Regions from separate parts of the Homo sapiens genome. Here region 1 is linked to region 2. Evidence: chromatin contacts called from ENCODE Hi-C or POLR2A ChIA-PET data. All regions are on one chromosome and are shown on one strand. The core of a region is the stretch at or near the end of the contact, and the rest is flanking DNA. Distances in the headings are between cores, read along the strand shown. Region 1 holds the start of PAN3-AS1 (PAN3 antisense RNA 1). Region 2 overlaps CRYL1 (crystallin lambda 1).

Evidence for each region. Hi-C counts contacts between places; a loop is a spot of excess contacts on that map. ChIA-PET counts read pairs that join two places held with the same protein, here RNA polymerase II (POLR2A).
Region 1: a map of naive thymus-derived CD4-positive, alpha-beta T cell shows a loop between it and region 2 (10-fold over the local background). The contact joins the promoter of PAN3-AS1 here to the enhancer-like site in region 2. A Hi-C loop is called at or near these places in 1 of 168 maps with a recorded cell type or tissue (naive thymus-derived CD4-positive, alpha-beta T cell). POLR2A ChIA-PET finds 5 or more read pairs at or near these places in 1 of 52 experiments (naive thymus-derived CD8-positive, alpha-beta T cell).

Annotation. Positions count from the first base shown.
Region 1 is chr13:28,137,543-28,141,116 of GRCh38, forward strand. PAN3-AS1 (PAN3 antisense RNA 1) reads right to left here and starts at 1,632. Exons shown (of 2, transcript NR_029383.1): 1 at 1,005-1,632; 2 at 1-863. PAN3 (poly(A) specific ribonuclease subunit PAN3) reads left to right here and starts at 1,003. Exons shown (of 19, transcript NM_175854.8): 1 at 1,003-1,545. The coding sequence starts at 1,116. RefSeq lists silencers at 848-957, 1,148-1,227, 1,268-1,667 and an enhancer at 1,750-2,044.
Region 2 is chr13:20,474,805-20,478,109 of GRCh38, forward strand. All of the region lies in intron 3 of CRYL1 (crystallin lambda 1), which reads right to left. Among named protein-coding and RNA genes, the nearest start is that of MIR4499, 43 kb to the left of the region's middle. RefSeq lists enhancers at 1,302-1,501, 1,572-1,621. Within about 2 kb of position 1,772, at least 9 of the 41 ENCODE cell types and tissues checked have a DNase peak (open chromatin) inside an H3K27ac peak, as active enhancers do.

The sequences.
Region 1 (3,574 bases), core at 382-2,881, 7.7 Mb after region 2:
AAAAAATAAAAATGAATTTCAAATCAAGGCTAGGCTGATTGGAGAAAAGCAACCTAGTATATTTATAAAGGTCTTCCAGTGCTGTCTAAGCAGTGTTGTCCCAGGTGGCATCCTATTTTTCATAATTTACCGAAGGCCCTTGGTAATATAAATACAGAGAATAACAGGTGCTGCACTGAGCAGGGGGTCTGTCTAAATCAACCTTTTTGGCTCCATTTTTTGACAAAGGGCCAAGAGGTTAGCGTAATCGGTCCAGTAGTTCTCATTACCTTCGAGGGGAAGGGGAAAGAGGAGAGGGGCGAAGAAAGGAAACGGGGAGAGGAAGTGTGGCAAATAGAAGATATTCTTCAGGTAGAGCCAGGGCTCGGGCCGCGTCCCCAGGTGGCCCCTCCAAACGACCGTTTACCTTGTCAATTTTCTCTTTTCAATGAAAAAAAAAAAAAAGACATCTGGCTTTTTAAGTAAGAGAATATACAAATAAGGAAGGTATCAGGTCTCGTGAGAATTCGGCGCCAGATCCGCGTCCGGAACCCCACCGAGAGCCGCCGGTCCAACCGCCGATAGCTCGCGGATGCCCCCGGGGGCCCGACGCCGGCCAGGCTTCCCCTAGCGCTCCCGCTACCCATAAGCCCTCGCGTCTCAGCGCGCACGCGCAGCGGCGACGGCCGTCTCAGGAAGAGGAAAATGGAATAAACAACTCGGAGGAACCAGAGCGCGAGAGAGCGAGTGGAGGCAGAATTTAAAAATAAACCGGCCCCTCCGCCTTCCCCACCCGCTTGCCGCTGCCGCTCCCTCTTCCCCTGCCCGCGCCCTCGAAGTCCCCGTCTGGGCCCGCGCGCTCACCCCGTCGTCCCGCGCGGCCCCTTTAAGAAAAGAGAACGAGAGAGTGAGTGAGAGAATCCCAACTCTCCCCCTACCCTCCCTCCTTCTACCCCCTCCTCCCTCCCCTCTCCCCTCCCCCTTCTCCCCGGGCGGCTCCGGCTCCCGCAGCGGGACAGACCCACCCGCCCAGGCTTTTATCCGGCACCGGCAGCGTCTTCCTTTCCTCCCCCGTCTATGGTGGTGGCGGCGGCGGCTCCTCGGGCGGCGGCGGAAGACGAGGCTGCGGCGTTGCCATGAACAGTGGCGGCGGCCTCCCGCCCCCCTCGGCCGCCGCCTCCCCTTCCTCCTCCTCGCTGGCGGCGGCGGTGGCGGTGGTGGCCCCGCCGGGGGTCGGGGGTGTCCCCGGCGGGGCGGCGGTAGGAGTGAAGCTGAAGTACTGCCGCTACTACGCTAAGGATAAGACTTGCTTCTACGGGGAGGAGTGTCAGTTCCTGCATGAGGACCCTGCCGCCGGGGCTGCCCCGGGCCTCGGCCTCCATAGCAACAGCGTCCCCCTGGCTCTGGCTGGTGCACCCGTGGCCGGCTTTCCGCCGGGAGCCGTCGCGGGCGGGGGAGCTGGGCCGCCCCCCGGGCCCAAGAAGCCGGACCTGGGGGACCCGGGGACCGGAGCCGCAGCCGGCGGAGGAGGCAGTAGCGGGGGACTCGATGGACCGCGGCTGGCAAGTGAGTGTTTTTCGGGCGGGGCGGGCCGCGGCGGCGGAGGGCAGGCCTGGGCCGGATGAGGCCCTGCTGCCGACGGGAGCTGAGCACGGCCCGCGGGCTCCCCCCCTCACCTCCCAAGGCGGTCTGAGAGGCCTAGGCCGGGCCTGAGCCCTCCTTCCTTCTTCCTGCTTCCCCTCCCCACTGCCTTCGGCAAGTCGGAGAGCGCGGGGAGGTTGGGTTCCCGGGAACGTGGGTGGGAGGACTGGGGTGATGTGAAGGGGGGGCGGGGAGGAAGGGGGATGGGCTGTGGCGTGCGGAGTGTGAGAAAGGGGGTGTCGTTTCCGGGGGGTGTGGAAAGGGGCTGGGTTTGCAGGCACATGTGTTTTGCGTGTCCTTGTGGAGTGGCGTCTGCAGAGTGTTGAGGTTCCCTAGTGGGGAGGGGTGTGTTTGTGTGTGTGTGTGTGTGTGTGTGTGTGTGTGTGTGTAGGGGGCGGGAGGTGAGGGGCGGGCTTAAGGCTTCGTGGAGTAGGTTGAAAGAACGGAAAAAGTTTGTAGAAGGCTTGCGGGAGAAAGGTTTTGCAGGCAGGAAATGCTTTCTAAGGATTAGGAGGGAGCGGACTGTCGCGTTCAAAGTGTGCTCAGGTTTAATCGAGAGTTTAGAGTAGGGATTTCACAAAGACGCATTTCATCTGAGTTTCCCTGAAAGCTAGAATAAGTTTGCTGGTGTCAGCTGGGATCCTGTCTTCTATAGCTTTGTATCAAGCAAACTCAGCATTGTGTCTTGAATGCATGTCATGTGCAGCCTGCGTTTATGTGCGACTGAGCACTTGGGTGGGGACATCTTAAGGCTGTTTATATTTCTTTTTCATGTGTTGTTGTTGTTGTTGTTGTTGTTGTTTTGGAGAGAGTCTCGCCCTGTCGCTCAGGCTGGAGTGCAGTTGCGCGATCTCAGCTCACTGCAACCTCCGCCTCCCGAGTTCAAGCGATTCTGTTGCCTCTGCCTACGGAGTAGCTGGGACTACAGGCGCGCGCCACCACGGCCAGATAATTTTTTGTAGTTTTAGTTGAGATAGTAGTCTCGTTGTGTTGGCCAGGCTGGTCTCAAACTGCTGGCCTCAAGTGATCTGTCCTCCTCAGCCTCTCAGTGTGTTGTTATCTATTGACCTGAAGCTTGTTAGTTGTTAGTGGAGTTTACAATTGAATGTGAGCGTAATCTGTTAGAGAATGTTGCCTTTACGAATAGAGCCGGTGCCAGATGTCCCTGTTTTGTTTCTTAGTATATTGAGCGTTTCTAAACCAAATAGGAGTCCTACTTTCTTGGGAATTCTGGAGAACTAGATCTTAAAATAATCTGATAGGCAGTTCAATTTGTACATGAGAACATTTTGTCTTTTTCTTAAACACTGTTAATGAACCTGATAGGAAGTTTTAGCATTTAATTGGTCTATGAGGATTATTTAATATCTTCCCCGGGGTTTTGCTTTCTTGCTTTTTCTTTCGAGACGGGATCTTCCTATGTTGCCCAAGCTGGCCTGGAACTCCTGGGCTCAAGCGATCTTCCTGCCTGGGCCTCCCAAAGTGCTGGGATTACAGGAGTGAGGCACCATGCTGGGCCAAGTGTTGTTCTGTTCTGTTCTTTTCTCCTTTCTCTCTTCTTTCTTTTTCTTTTATAGAAGTGTTTCATTTGTTGTGATGGGCTTGACTTTAATGAAGATATATTTGCTAAGGCTGATAATGCTAAGAAAATTAATTTTGTAAATTCAGATGTTTTGTAAAACAAATGGTTACTTATGGGTGGAATTTTATCACTTTCGAGCATCAACTTTGCATTTTCAGGTTAAAGTTTTGCTGGATGTGTGAGTCGTGACTCAGTAGTAATGTTTGATTAGTAACCAATGACACTGAACAATAGTTTTCTTACTGACAGAAAGAGACACTTTTTTTTTTTTTTTTTTTGAGACGGAGGCTTGCTTGTCGTCCAGGCTGAAGTGCAGTGGTGCGATCTCGGCTCACAGCAACCTCCACCTCCCAGGTTCAAGCAATTCTCCTG
Region 2 (3,305 bases), core at 522-3,021:
CCTGGACTTGCCCCAGCCTCCTTTACTTTCAGTAAAGGGAAGGAGACCATTTGGCCTTAACAATCTTGACCTCCTCAACTCTGGATCTTGTGATTCAGCTCCCAAAGTCTCAGGGACAAGGCTCCCCTGCCTCAGGGTCAAGCAAGCTCCGAACTCTTGGTCCATCCACTCTAGCTTCTAACAGCCCAGCATCTGGACCCGTGCGCAGCCTCCTTCACCCTCCAACACCCGGAACACAGGGCAGCAAAGTCCTCTCGCGATGTCCATTGCCCAGAGTGGCGAGTCAGAAGTCAGCCTCACAGACAGGATGGCCATCACCAGGCTACAGGGACAGGGAAGGAGCAGACAACTGGACAGGGAGGAGGGAGCCATCCGCCACCTCAGGAGCACCGGGAAGAGGGCCTCCCCGCATTCCCAGACCCCATCACACCCCGTGTCTCTCCCTCCCTGGCAGGGGTGGCAGGCATGCAGGTTCCAGCTGGAGTCCAAGCGACCTGGCCCAAAGGCTGATTCCACCTTTGGGCTCTGGGGTGAGATCTTTATCCTGTCATTTCTAAACAGATAATCCATTCAGTCATCAACAAATGTTTATTAAGTTCCTGCCTCATGCCAGGCACTGTTTTAGGTACTGGAAAAACAGCAGTAGATAAAGCAATCAAAAATATTCCTGAGGTGTGCAGGCAAAAATGATTGGGGGTGGAGAGTGGGTATGGCATGGAATAAATACTAGCACCCACTTTACGGGGGTGTCGTGAGGACTGAAGTGGGTCATTTTGTGTTAAGAGTGTGGCACAGGACCTGGTCCATGGTAAGGGATGGATGCACAGTAGTTCCCATTAGCTGCGGGTCATAGGCCAAGACTAAAGAAGAGCCATATCAGCCTCAGGAGGCCTTGGGAACAGAGGGGAATCACCTGATGCTGTGCAACTGGCTCTGGCCAGGCTCAGAGAAACCAGGGACCCTTTCAGCGGAAGATTCCCACCCACCACCTACCAACTAGGATGGCAAGATAGCAAGTGCCTTCAAACGCGAGCAAAGCAAGAAGCAAAAGGCCGCAGGACGAGTCCCGGTGACATATCCACAAATCACAGGCAGAGAGCCTGTTAAAGGAAGGCTGTGTAAGTGTACTCAGTCAGTGGAAAGTGGACTTGCTCCAGGAAGGCCACAGCCTCATCCTGGCCTGTGTCACCTGCCCCACGCACACGGCAGTTCCGGGGCAGGTCCTGCGCACGCGGCAGGAAGGAAGGAAACCACAGTAGGTCTCTCAGAGGAAACCACAGTAGCAGCCTCCTCTGCCAAAACAACAGAAATAGCTACTCCAGTGTCCCAGGTGTCTTCCCACACACAAATGTGCAATGCGATACTTGCTGAACGCCAGGGCCTCTGAAAGGCAGGAAGGTAATTAGCTGGGAGTGGTGGCATGTGCCTATAATCCCAGCTACCAGGAGGCTGAGGCAAGAGAATCACTGGAACCCGGGAGGCAGAGGCTGCAGTGAGCCAAGATCGCGCCACTGCACTACAGCCTGGGTGACAGAGCAAAACTCCATCTCAAAAAAAAAAAAAAAAAGGAAAAACGAAAGGCAGGAAGGTCTCTGCTGGGCAGCAGGGACTGATACAGGTCAACCAGACCCATAAGAGGTGAAAGGCCGCCCCTTGAAAGAAACCTTTTGATTTCCCCCAGTGGTTCAAACAGACTTACTGGGCAACAAGTCTTTGAATATTGACTTTCAAATGAAAATAAACACAGCAAGGCAGCTCTGCGTCAGCAGATATGCTCCCAGCGTGCTGATACCGCTAGGTGAGCAGCAGGGAGCCCAAGCCGGAAGAAAAACATGCAGCAGGGCCAGCACCGAGTTCTGCAGGTGTCCCTTACTTTTCATTAACATGAAGCTCCCAGATTCCCGCTTATGCCTCATACCTCTTAAAAACGCAGGCTCAGCAGGGCGAGGTAGCTTATGCCTGCAATTCCAGCACTTTGGGAGGCCAAGCTGGAGGATTGTTTAGGCCCAGGAGTTCAAGACCAGCTTGGACAACACAGTGAGACCTCGACTCTACTAAAAAATTACCTGGGTGTAGGCCGGGTGCGGTGGCTCACGCCTGTAATCCCAGCACTTTGGGAGGCCGAGGCGAGTGGATCACGAGGTCAGGAGATCGAGACCATCCTGGCTAACATGGTGAAAGCCCGTCTCTACGAAAAATACAAAAAATTAGCCGGGCGTGGTGGCGGGCGCCTGTAGTCCCAGCTACTCGGGAGGCTGAGGCAGGAGAATGGCATGAACCCGGGAGGCAGAGCTTGCAGTGAGCCAAGATCGTGCCACCGCGCTCCAGCCTGGGCGACAGAGCGGGACTCCGTCTCAAAAACAGCAACAAATAATTACCTGGGTGTGGTGACACATGCCTGTAGTCCTAGCTACTCGGGAGACTGAGGTGGGAGGATCGCTTGAGCCCAGGAGTTCAAGACGTCAGTGAGCTATGATCACACAGCTACATTCCAACCTGGGCAGCAGAGCAAGACCTTGACTCTAAAAATCTTAAGTAATTAATTTATATATATATATAATATTTGTATAAACTAGGCACTGTTTTAGGTGTTGGAGAAATAGCAGTAGGTAAAACAATCAAAAATATTCCTGAGGTGTGCAGGCAACAATGATTGGGGTTGGAGAGCGGGCATGGCATGGAATAAATACTAGCACCCACTTTACATGGGCGTCCTGAGGACTGAAGTGGGTCATTTTGCATAAAATGGGCGGCACAGGACCTGGCCCATAGTAAGAGATTGACACACAGTAGGTATATATACAGGCAGGCTCCATGGTGTATTTAATATTACATATTATCATTTAATAATGTTTAAAATTAAATATATAAAAATATTTTTAAAAATATATTAAAAATATATATAATAAATTTTAAAAAATTATTTTTATATTATATATTATTTTGTATACTAGATAATATATAATTGTATAATAGATAATATATAATATTCCATTATGTATTCTATTATATATTATACTAAAATATAATATACTATAGTATATAGATAGTATAATATATATTATATGATAATATATAATACTATACTATAAATACTACCATATGTATTATAGTATATATTACAGTATATTATATATTATCATTTTATAATATATATATTACGTAGTTATATATATATATATGTATATAAAAATATATATGGGCAGGCTCCATGGTGTATTCTGTGTAGCACACAGTATCCAACAGTCTTCATAAATAACCATCTCCCATTGCTAACAGCAGAAAGTAAAATACTCTAGAAAAAA